2 separate regions of the Homo sapiens genome follow, and region 1 is linked to region 2. The links are chromatin contacts, found by Hi-C or POLR2A ChIA-PET in ENCODE. All regions are on one chromosome and are shown on one strand. Each heading gives the region's core, a stretch centred on a gene start or an enhancer-like site at or near the end of the contact. The rest is flanking DNA. Distances are from core to core; before and after follow the strand shown.

Evidence for each region. Hi-C counts contacts between places; a loop is a spot of excess contacts on that map. ChIA-PET counts read pairs that join two places held with the same protein, here RNA polymerase II (POLR2A). Pooled maps may share reads with other maps.
Region 1: a loop to region 2 is called in a map of gastrocnemius medialis, with 2.9 times the contacts of the local background. The contact joins the promoter of HOMEZ here to the promoter of SLC7A8 in region 2. A Hi-C loop is called at or near these places in 8 of 168 maps with a recorded cell type or tissue (IMR-90, MCF 10A, PC-9 and 5 more), 2 of 37 single-sample maps with no recorded cell type and 18 of 50 pooled maps. POLR2A ChIA-PET finds 5 or more read pairs at or near these places in 6 of 52 experiments (A673, PC-9, RWPE1 and 3 more).

Annotation. Positions count from the first base shown.
Region 1 is chr14:23,281,025-23,287,400 of GRCh38, reverse strand. HOMEZ (homeobox and leucine zipper encoding) reads left to right here and starts at 1,269. Exons shown (of 2, transcript NM_020834.3): 1 at 1,269-1,488. The coding sequence starts at 1,449. RefSeq lists an enhancer at 760-1,039 and a silencer at 1,130-1,539.
Region 2 is chr14:23,182,302-23,188,056 of GRCh38, reverse strand. It overlaps SLC7A8 (solute carrier family 7 member 8), which reads left to right and starts at 4,397. Exons shown (of 11, transcript NM_012244.4): 1 at 4,397-5,293. The coding sequence starts at 5,143. It also overlaps a transcript of RNF212B not described here.

The DNA.
Region 1 (6,376 bases), core at 20-2,519, 100 kb before region 2:
AGTAGTTACAAGTGCATGCCACCAAGTCCAGCTAATTTTTAAATTTTTCTGTAGAGACAGGGACTCGCTATGTTGCCCTTGCTGGTCTTGGATCCTAGCCTCAAGCAGTCCTCCCTCTTTGGCCTCCCAAAGCGTTGGGATTAGGTTTATGAGCCACTGCGCCCAGCCCATTTATCTTTTAAGGAATATAGCGACTCAGGCAAGAGACATAGAGGACTGTGTGCCCTATCCTGTTTTGTCTTCAAAGGATCTTTCCAGAGACGTCAGAGTCAGAGGCTTTGTGAAATTATGTTGCCAAACAGAATTGAGCAAGCCTGTCTTCTTACATTTGTTACTCTGTCTCACAGAAGATGGGGAATCCTAAAATACAAATTTTGGCCCATAACTTCATACTGTGTGGGATACTGCTTTGTTGAAGTCCATTTTATTGGCATCCCTTTCTTTTTGTAAGTTAAAAAAAATTTTTTTGAGACAAGGTCTCGCTATGTTGCCCAGACTGGCCTCGAACTCTTGAAATCAAGTCATTCTCCCACCTCAGTCTTCATCCCTTTCTAGCTAGCGAAAAACAAATACTATGGAGAGCTCCGCGTCCTCTTTTCTAGGGCAGGGAGGGGAGCCTGAGGGTCTGGTAGGTCCCAATGAGGTGACTGCTCCAGCACTTCGTCTTTGGGAACATCTGTCTGGTGCCAGTTTGACCCGGGGAACGGCCTAAGTCGCCCGCAGGCTCCTAAGGTCCTCGTCTTTCCGGGTGGCAAGACATCTGATCCCTCTCGAGAACAAGTTCCCAGTTGCTTTAGGCGCTTTGTTACAGCTGACGCTGCTGGTGGCGGTTGGGCTCTCGGCTGGGAAAGGCGCAGCTCGTTTGTATGGCTCCGGAGGGGGCACTGAAAAGGTCTTCCTGGAGGGCTTCCTTCAGAAGGAAACAAATTGGGAGTTGTTGGCGGTCCAGACAGTTCAGCAAAGTGCAGTATCCCTCCTTGGGGAATTTCGGAAGGATCCTGGTCCGGTGTATTCCAAAGGTCCGGCGCCGATAGGTCGACGGTAGGGGGAGGTACCATGCACTGCAGCTTGGCCCCAGGGGACATCTTCCCTGCCCCACGCATCCAATAGATGACCCCAGCTGAGGCCCACGCAGCCAATACCTGACTTCAGCCGAGACCCACGCAGCCAATGGCCAGCCCAGTGCGCTTCGCCCGTGCCCGCCCGCCTGCGCCTACCAATCAGGACTCGGGCCACCTTGGCACCGCCTCTGGACGCCCACCCCACCCATCCGCCCCGCCTCCAACTTGCTCGAGCAGGGCTGGGTAGACCGGCGCGCTCCCGGGGACGGTGGGGGGGGCAGTCCCGGTTTCGGCCATCGCTGGGGTGGGCTCGGAGCGGCCGCACCGGGCAGCAACCCCACTCCCACTCGGAGGCCCCCTGCCCTCTCCCCCACTTCCCCCCGGCCCATGGTGCGAGGCTGGGAGCCGCCGCCCGGGCTGGACTGCGGTGAGTGATCCCCAGCCCCTTGGACTTCCCCTCCCAGCTCGTGTACGGTCTCCCACCTCTGGAGCCCCATCCCCGCGCTGGTGGGGGGATAATTCTAGGTTCGAAGTGGCCCGGTTCTCTCTTTTTTCTCCTCTGGACTTTTCGGTTCCCTCCCCTGTTGTAACTAGGGGAGGGTGAGTGTCTGTGTAGGGGAGGGCAAGAAGGTTGGGTTGGGGCGCCCTTGGCGAGAGTAGGATTGAGATTCGCCTGCCTCATGGGGCTTATCGTCCCAAGTGCAATAACTTTTTGTTCCCTGACCCAGTTCGGAGCCTTCTGGACTGCCTGTGAAATGGAGGATAGGAGAAACATTTCCTTCCCAGGCCCCCCCGCCACACAAACCCCCAACCCCCACGGCTACCTCCTGGCGACCTCAACACACGTGCAGAACCTGGCCTTGCTTCTGGGGATCAGTGGCCTTTGGGAATGAAAGGTTTAGAAGAAACTGCCCCTCTGACTCCCGTACCCAGCCATACTAAGAGAACCAACCAGGAAACTGAGAACCTGAGTCCTCTGGGGTTCCTAGTGTTGCGTCCTATTCTGAGACTCCTAAACTGAAAGAAGACTCAAGCTGAGACCTGTTTGGTAATGTGGGCCCCTATCAGGAGATTTTTTTTTTTTTTGTCATGTGAACCTCCTTCCCATCATACACTTGAAGCCCTTTTATATTACATGATTCGGTTAGTTGGTAGTAATTGAAAAAGCCAGATTGGGAATTTTAAAGATAATGCATACATATCTTAAACATTATAATTAAAAGTATATCCATTTCACCAATCTTTTGATGTAGTGGTGAGACTGTTTTTGTGTCTAAGACTGCTGTTCAGAGTTCCCAATTCTCTTTCCAGTATTAACTACACAGGGAGTCTCAAACCTGGCTGTACCCTGAGAACTTTTAAAAACTTTGGATGCCTGGACCCCAGTACAGACTATTGAACCTGAATGGGAAGGAGGGTGGCCTGGTTTTTAAGCTTCCCAGGTAATTCTAGTGTGCAGTCTGAGAGCCACTCAGGCACTTTCATCATCTTTGGTTTCCCGTTTTGCTTTATTTAAAGTGAAGTATGAATTTAGACACTTCTGAGTGCAGAGTACTTTTGAGATTAAGTCCCACCGCTCAATCTTTTACAGTTGTCTTGCTCACTCCCAACTCAACAATTTTTAAAATGCATACTCTTCCTTGCGTTATGTCTCTCCAAAACATTTGACTTAGTTTTCATAGGAGCAATTTTTTAAAAATCAGTATTCCTGAAGAAACAATTTTTAATGCAGTGATTTTTCATAGGTTTAACATGAGGTTTAATTACATTATTATATAGACACTGAAAAATATGGACATAAGCAGGTTTGTAATCACACAAAACTGGCCCCAGGACACAGGACAACTGAATGAAGCAGATGATTTTGGCGCACTAGTAGCAGCCTACTTAGCCTTTAGTTTCCAGTGTACTGTGGGTATTGGTCATGTAATCCAGTGGCTCAGTTAAGCCAGGCTCCTGGCCCAGTTGAGCATCCCTCCCTTCCACTCTTTCCAACTAATATCACAAATACTTTGTCCCTTCTAGACGCACTTGAATTCTTGAGTATTCCATCAACTCTTTACGTTCATTCACATCAAACTGTTCATCTTTAAGTGATTATCACTATTGCCTTTGTTAAGTTGGAAGGATATGAGGCAGTAAGCCTTAACCTGGCTTCTTGGCAGCAACTAAAGCCCCTGAGTTTATTGTGTAAGTGTGAATGTTTATTTTGGGAAGGTTAGTCATAACTTTCTGAGGGTCTGTAACTTTTGTCTGATTCTCAAAGAGGTTCATGAACTAAAAAGTTAAGAAGCATATAAGCTGAATATCACTATAAGTCTTTAAGGCCCTTAAAACTGTATCCCCAAACACATTTCAGGAGTGCTTCAGATTGTCTCTAAATAAAGATTTAGGGAATTCTAAAGGATCATATCTCATCTCCCACTTTTATTTATTTATTTATTTGAGACAGAGTCTCACTCTGTCCCCCAGGCTGGAGTACAGTGACGTGATCTTGGCTCACTGCAACGTCCGCCCCCCAGGTTCAAGCGATTCTCTTGCCTCAGCCTTCCCAGTAGCTGGGACTACAGGCGCATGCCACCATGCCCGGCTAATTTTTGTATTTTTGGTAGAGACGGGGTTTCACCATGTTAGCCAGGCTGGTCTCGAACTCCTGACCTCAAGTGATCCTCCCGCCTCGGCCTCCCAAAGTGCTGGGACTACAGGCGTGAGCCATTAGACCCAGCCTCGCCTCCCACTTTAACTGTCTCCTACTTTAACGATAAGCCTAGGTTCAAACCTAAAGTTCTAGAGTCCTCTTTTTCCTAGGACTGTGTAAACACAGAAACTGGAAGTTTAAGACAGTCCGTTCTTGTCTTCCATCTGTCCAGGGATATGGAAAGCCCAAGGGGAAAGAAGGGTGTTATACTGTCTCAGAGAGAGAGAGAGAATTTTTTTTTCAATTTTTAAAATTTATATATTTATTTGTAGAGGCGAGGTCTCGCTATGTTGCCCAGGCTAGTCTTGAATTCCTGAGCTCAAGTGATCCTCCTGCCTCCCAAAGTGCTGGGAATACGGGCATGAGCCACTGCACCCAGCCATGACTCCATATATTTTTATTAGTGATTTTTAAGTAGCAATGGGACATATCTGGCATATTTAATAAGGATACAAATTTAGAAGTTGTTCAGAATAGATATTCACCACCACCACCACCACTACCTCCTCTGCGCTAGGACTCCTCACTTCAGCTTTTGATTCTCTTCTTTTTCTACTCAATCCAAAATGGACACACAAGAACACAAGATACTCTAGTGTCTTTATTATGATTTTGATTACTATAGGGTCTACCCTACCTGTTATAATTCTCATGAGCCATTCTGGTTGTGGTTTTCTCTTAGTTCAAAGCCAGATTCTTCCAGGGAAGTACCAGCTATACAGCTGTGCCTTGATTTAAGCCACCATTCTGTTTCAGGAAGTGTTCCATAACTGGTGTTTTGTGTAAGTGAAAACTGAATGCATATAGTACACCAAATATGTTGTTTGCAGTACTGTATGTTACACTGAAATATCAAGCTGATGCCGAGAATGTGAAGGACATCAAGCCACCTAAACGAAAGTAAAATGCTTCCTTACAGCTTTTAATACTTATAAATGTGCCTGCCTTATATTCCCATCTGGCAGTATTCATCCTCACACTGGACTGCTTTGTTCCTTATGCTTTATTTTCCTTATCTCTAAAGTGTTATTGTGTCTTTATATAATAGGACACAAATGAGGTTAAGTAGACGTCAAGCATTGCCATCATAAAGTGTTCTCCAGCTTGGATTTGGTGGTGTTCTCGGTGGGCCACAATTTGTAAATGGTAGTTTAGCACCTGGCCATGCAAGCAGTGCCTCCCAGGCCATTTCAGCTGTGTCCTGGATGAACCTGGAAGGCGAAAGGTGGAACTATCACATAGGCAACTGACACACCGATCACAAAGGATCCAAATTATGGATGCAGTTCTAAAGCACTGGTTTTCATACATTTTTTTAAGTGGCAAATACATTCTGAAATTGTATTTAAACCCCAAAATGTAAAAGTATAGAATCACAGATACACTGGTTTCCTCATCGCTAACTAGAATTAGGGCTCTGCAAAAATAGATTGAAAACAGTGAATGTTAAATGATTCAGTCTTTGTCCCAGTTACCCCATTGTCTAGGAGGAGCATTACTTCACATCAAAATCACCTCCATGAAGTTGAAGTCATGATAAAAGCTGCTATTTATTGAGCCCTTACTTTGTTCTAGTTATAATGTCAAGTGCACTTTTTCATTTAGTCATAAACTTGCTGGGTAGGTGCTTTTTTGCTTTTTTCTTCTCTTTTTGAGACAGGGTCTCTGTCACCCAGGCTGTGGTGCAGTGCACAATCTCGACTCACTGCAACCTCCACCTCCCAGGCTCAAGCAATCCTCCCACCTCAGCCTCCCGAGTAGCTAGGACTACAGTTGCGCCACCATGCCCAGCTAATATTTTGTATTATTATTATTATTATTATTATTATTATTATTATTATTTGTAGAGACAGTTTCACCATGTTGCCCAGGCTGGCCTCAAACTCCTGGGCTCAAACCATCTGCCCACCTTGGCCTCCCAAGGTGTTGGCATTACAGGCATGAGCCACTGCGCTCGGCCCAAGGTGCTTTTTTTCTCATGAGAAACTAAGACTTAGAGAAGTTAAATAACTGCCTGAGGACAAGCAGCATTCTAGGAAGTGGAGTTGCATTAATTTGTCTCACCCCGGACATCCATCCCCTAACATTTGCTCTATGCCCTGCCTATGCATAACACCTAGCACGTAGTACTCTTACGTACTCTCTGCACTGTCTTCACTTTGTTACATAGGAGGAAACCAGGCTCATGTAAGTTAAGTAACTTGCCTGAGATCACATAGCTGATAAGTGGCAGAACCGGGATTCAAACTCAGAGGTTGGCCTTATTGAAGAATTCATATTTCTACCCGTCATGCCATGCTGCCTCCATTGACCCTCTTAAGGGGCTCTTCAAGCAGTATTGCTTTCAGGGTCTGCGTGGCCTCAGTTAGTTAGATTTGCTTGTTAAAAGGAAATGGTGACACGTATTAAAATGCTTCTGAATTTTAAAAATCATGGTGTAAAATCCCTGCGATCACATTGCTCTAAATGTATGGACTTGAGGTTTATTTTTGCAATTCATCGTGTAGCATTTACATAGGAATCCTGTCCTGTCCTTAGCAGATCAGGAGTAATACTTAAAAACACAGATAGAAGGCTGGGCCCGGTGTTTCACGCCTGAAATCCCAGCACTTTGGGA
Region 2 (5,755 bases), core at 3,148-5,647:
TGAATATGCCCAAAAGGCAAACAGAGCATACACTAAAAAGGGCTTAATCACTGACCGAGTCTCCTCATTTCATCTTCCTTTCTTTCTGACCTATTTTGGCCTTTTCTTTTTTTAATTTTTTCTTCTTTTCTCATTAATTTTCATCTGCTTTTCATTTTCTAATGAAGTAAAGGCATCTAAAACTACTGGCTCAGGAAGGCCCCATCTAATCGACCATAGGCAGTGATCCCTGGGACTCTGGGAAGAAAGTTGGCTTTAATTTAAAGCAGGGTTTCCTTCTGCTTTAAACTAAAGCACATAGATATGGGGCACATAGTTACGAGAAGAAGGATGGAGTGAGCGCATGGACTGTGAGTTGACTCCAGGGAGAGATTTGGGTCCTTTGTTGGTAACCTCAGACTTCCCAGCTCTGTTACAAAAAGCAAGAATAAAGTGCTGTCTATTGGATCTAGAAAAAAAAATCAGGAATGGAGTGCATGAGCTTTGTGCTCTATTCCTTTGCATTAGCAGACACGTCTAACTTGTCTCTGAAAGGGAATATTAACCCGGGTGTGGTGGCGCACATCTGTAGTCCCAGCTACTCGGGAGGCTGAGGCGGGAGGATCACTTGAGCCCAGGAGTTTGAGGCTGCTGTGAGCTGTGATTGTGCCACTACACTCCAGCCTGGGTGACAGAGTGAGACCTTGTCTCTAAAAAAGGGGGGAGTAGGGGAATATTAGAACATGACTGCGTGGGGGTTGTGTGTGTTTGTGTTTTAACTATCACAAGCAGCATGTCCCAAGCCATAACCTTTTCTGTCCAGTAGGTGTCAGCTACGCACAGCCTTTCTCTTTCTAAATCCATATTTGTAAGAAAACGGCCTTTCATCCATAATTTTCCCTAGTTAAAGGGATCAATTTCTTCTGATCTGAAGCACGCAAAACAGCTGAAACAGTGGCTCCGATATTGGAAACAGAATTGTACTACGTACTTGGGATATGGCCACACTGAGGACTGTGCGAAGGGGGTGACAAATGTTGGGGGGGCCCAGGTGAAGTCCTGTGGGTCTCACTGAGCAGATAAGTGTTAGGATCAAGGTGAGTCTCTAAAAGGCACAGTTAAGACACCAAAGCAAAAACACAGAGTTTCCCTCAGGTGAAAGAAATTGAGGCTTTGACCAGTAGCTATAGCATCCTGAAAAAGTGCTCAGTGTAAACTATCAATCTCCCATTTGCCCTCAAATAGACTGTCTTGTTTTTTACCTCAGGTAAAATATTTCTTTAAGCCTCAGGTTTCTAATTTTTAAAATCTTTAAGATAACTGCCTCGTCTGCCCAAGATACTACATGAGGAGGAAAAAAATTGAGATATTGTTCAGAAAACCATTTGTGGGCTATAAAGCACTATTTAAACGTAGAGAATAGAATAAAAATATAAAGGCAAATGCAGAATAGAGTAATCCCAGCACTTTGGGAGGCCGAGGCGGGTGGATCACAAGGTTAGGAGTTCAAGACGAGCCTAACCAACAGGGTGAAACCCCGTCTCTACTAAAAACACAAAAATTAGCCAGGCATGGTGGCAGGTGCCTGTAATCCCAGCTACTTAGGAGGCTGAGGCAGGAGAATCACTTGAACCTAGGAGCCAGAGGTTGCAGTGAGCCGAGAGCCGAGATCGCACCACTGCAGTCCGGCCAGAGCAGCAGAGCGAGACTCCTTCTCAAAAAAAAAAAAAATGCTCAAAATTTAATAAACATTAGTTTGTAATTTTTTACAGATTTTTGTCAACATATTACACCAAGGCTTTTCTTTCTCTCTTGTGTTCAATGTTAGTCACCTGGAATTTTGACACACTTAAGAGTTTATGTCACAAAAAGATTCCAACCTACAGAGAGGCACTTAATATAAATAATGCTCCCTTTGAAAGTGGGGAGATTCCTTTCCTAGCTTTGTTTGTTTGTTTGTTTTGGTTTGGTTTTTTTAAAGACAGGGTCTCACTTTGCCACCCAGGCTGGAGTGCAGTGGTGCGATCTTGGCTCATTGCAGCCTCAACCTCCATGGCTCACACGATCCTCCCACCTCAGCCTCCTGAGTAGCTGGGATTACAGGCGTGAGCCACCACACCCAGCTAATTTTTGTATTTTTTGTAGAGATGGGGTTTCACCACATTGCCCAGTCTGGTCTTGAACTCCTGAGTTCAAGCACTCCACCTGCTTCGGCCTCCCAAAGTGCTGGAATTACAGGCATGAGCCACCGTGCCCAGCCCCTTTCCTAGATATTACATCGCACCAGTAATCAATGGTAATAAGCCACTTATAAATTCCAAGTGCTAAAGAAATAGAAATACTAATCTTCAGCAACTCTTCCTTTCCAACGTGTGCACCTAGTACCGCTGTATTCCAAGAACGTATTTGATCCCATAACCCCCTTAGCTTCTTAGTTCATAATTTGAGAGGGCTAAAGCTTACCATATCGTTATCAGTTTGCACTGGTTTTAGCAAGAGACCTCAAATTCATCACATTCATGTTTTATCCCACATTAAGTCTGCATCATATAAATTAGAACTACCAAATATTACTGAAAGAACTCACGTTTAAGAAGCAGAAACATTATTTGTTTTATATGGTGATGTTGAAATCGGAGCAGAAGTCTTCAAATCTGAATGTATACAAATGAATCTATCAAATTTTTCCTCAGTGCTTTCTAAGGTTGTCAGGAAAGGCTAGAGGCAAATTCGACATTTTTTCATTTCCCATGACTCATTCCCTCCCATGGAGTTTCGTGCTATATATTCCCTGCCTTGTCTGGTTTTTTTTGTTGTTGTTTGTTGTTTTTTTTTTGCTGAGTCTTTCAATTTGCTGTGTCTTGAACTAGCAAAAGGAGGAGAGGAAGTTCCTCCCAACCTTTGAAACCTCTTAATACTTGCTGAGTGATCAAGGGGGCAGATGACTGCTGATTGGACTTTACCCCATTTGAAAAAGCTTTTGCTATGATAGCTCAACAAACCTCATTTTAAGGAATTAAGTATTTATTTTCCTTAAAACCCAAAATCTTTTGGAACATTTTCCAGAAAGTGAGGCCAAATTTTTGTAGTTAGGGGTCAGTTTGGGGGAACTTAATTTTTTAGGCCCACTTTAAAATTAAATAATTTTGCATAATATATTTAATAAGGCTAAAAATAACTTTATTTTAGACTTATAGTGTTGTCCACTATATTGCTTCATGCTGTTTTTTCGAAATAATTTACAATTATAAATAGACATTGTTGCTCTCACCTTAAGGCAGCAGTTTCTGAGTGAAATTCTTCAAGAAAGTGGAGGCATCATTTCGATATGGTAATAAGCTAGTTATTCTAACATCAACAAGTATGTTTCATGATCAGCGATATACTGATAATTCCCCATGTGTGCTTTTCAAATAGTTTATAAATGCAAAAATATTAGAAGTTGCAGGATCAGGGTTTGAGTCATTTTTTTTCATGTTTCAGCCAGTCCTAAATAAGAGCTGTGAACAACAAGGCTACCTGGTGATTTTGTTTTTTATCTTTTTGTATGTGCATGTGGTTTTTCTGGCTTTTTGTTTTGTTTTGTTTTTGAGACAGGGTCTTGCTCTACCTCCCAGGCTGGAGTGCAGTGGCGTCATCATAGCTCACTGCAGCCTTGACCTCCTGAGCTCAAGCAATCCTCCAGCCTCAGCCTCCTGAGTAGCTAAGACTACAGGCCTGCACCACTGCACCCGGCTAATTTTAAAATTTTTAGTAGACGGGGTCTCGCTCTGTTGCACAGGCTGGTCTCAGACTCCTGGGCTCACGTGATCCTCCCCTGTCAGCCTCCCAAAGCGCTGGGATTACAGGCGTGAGCCACCGCGCCTGGCGATTTTGTTTCCTCTGTACTCTTCGTAGCTCACAATTACGCTAAAAGAACCTTTTTCCCATTGTTAATTCCTTCCATTTCCCTCCCCCACCCGTCGATTCCCCCTATTTTTAGGAAACTCGAAGATGATGTCCTTTCAACGTTCTCTCCTGTATTCTCAAATACAGGATCCAGTCCTAAATATTTTTTAATACATTGGCTAGTTTATTTCTGATGGCATTAAAAGTATCGGCACAACTGTTCCCTGATTTATAAAGCTCACAGATGCTGTATGACCTGTAACATTATACTAGCTAATGAGCTCTCCCGGAACAGTTGACGTGGAAGGAGTTTACTTCCACTTGGTTGCAAGGAGAAAGATGGAGAAAGCGAGAGACGATTGCAAAAAGAAATAACTTAGTCCATTTTCTCAGTGCTGTTTGGGGGCTTTGTGCTAATACTTAAATTGCAGAGGAGGGAGGAGACGGGACTGAGGATGGAGGGGAGCAGAGGAGGCAGGGGCGGAGCCTCGGCGGGCGAATAAAACCCCTCGCTAAAGAGAAGCACGTTAGTGTGTGGAGAAGCCACTCTCCCGAAACCAGAGGGATGGGGCCGGCTGTGCAGTAGAACGGGGATCGAAAAGAGGAAAACAAGGGCACGAAGACCAGCGAGAAAGAAGAGGACACCTGGGAAAGGCGGAAGCAGAAGACGGGGAAGGGAAAAGAAACCCAAAGCAGGTGGAAACCAGATCTAGAGCAACACCGTCAGGTTCACAGTTTGTTTTTCTAGAAGAGAAGAAAGTACCTGAGGATTGCTCTTTTTTCCTACCGTTAATGAAAACTACTTTTGTCTTCATCATAAAAGAAAAAACTAAGGGGAGGTAAAGGCAGTCTCCTGTTTTATTAGGGGGAGAGGTGAAGGGAAATCCAGGCTCACTTTCTGAATAAGCCACTGCCTGGTGCACAGAGCAGAACCATCCTGGTTTCTGAAGACACATCCCTTTCAGCAGAATTCCAGCCGGAGTCGCTGGCACAGTTCTATTTTTATATTTAAATGTATGTCTCCCCTGGCCTTTTTTTTTTTTTTTTTTTTTAGCAACACTTTTCTTGTTTGTAAACGCGAGTGACCAGAAAGTGTGAATGCGGAGTAGGAATATTTTTCGTGTTCTCTTTTATCTGCTTGCCTTTTTTAGAGAGTAGCAGTGGTTCCTATTTCGGAAAAGGACGTTCTAATTCAAAGCTCTCTCCCAATATATTTACACGAATACGCATTTAGAAAGGGAGGCAGCTTTTGAGGTTGCAATCCTACTGAGAAGGATGGAAGAAGGAGCCAGGCACCGAAACAACACCGAAAAGAAACACCCAGGTGGGGGCGAGTCGGACGCCAGCCCCGAGGCTGGTTCCGGAGGGGGCGGAGTAGCCCTGAAGAAAGAGATCGGATTGGTCAGTGCCTGTGGTATCATCGTAGGTGAGTTCCATTCCTTCCCGCGGACCCCTCCTCTCCCCTCTGGTGGTCCTCCTGTGAGATCTTAACCCTTCGAAAGCATTATTGTTCTTCCTATTCCTTAGAAAAGGATTGTCAGTCACCTGAGCTGTAACTCACCTCCACTGGTCAAGTTTGAGAGGCATAGGAAATACATCATACATCTCTTCCTCCAAACCAGGCAAAGATTCTGCCCAGTGTTCATAGAATGGAGCAAATCGTGGTCAGAAACCCGGCTGATGATTAGCATTGCCTGGGAACTCCTTAAAAATACAGGTCCTGGTCTCGACACTTGGAGGTTCTAGTTCAATAGGTTTAAGGAGGGACTGAGGGACCTGAACAAGTTTGTATGCAGCTATTATTCCCAGGCTGGGGATGGGCTTTTAAGGTATATTTGGTAGCTATTTTGCAGTTTTATGTTAAATGAAACTATGGGATAGGTATTAA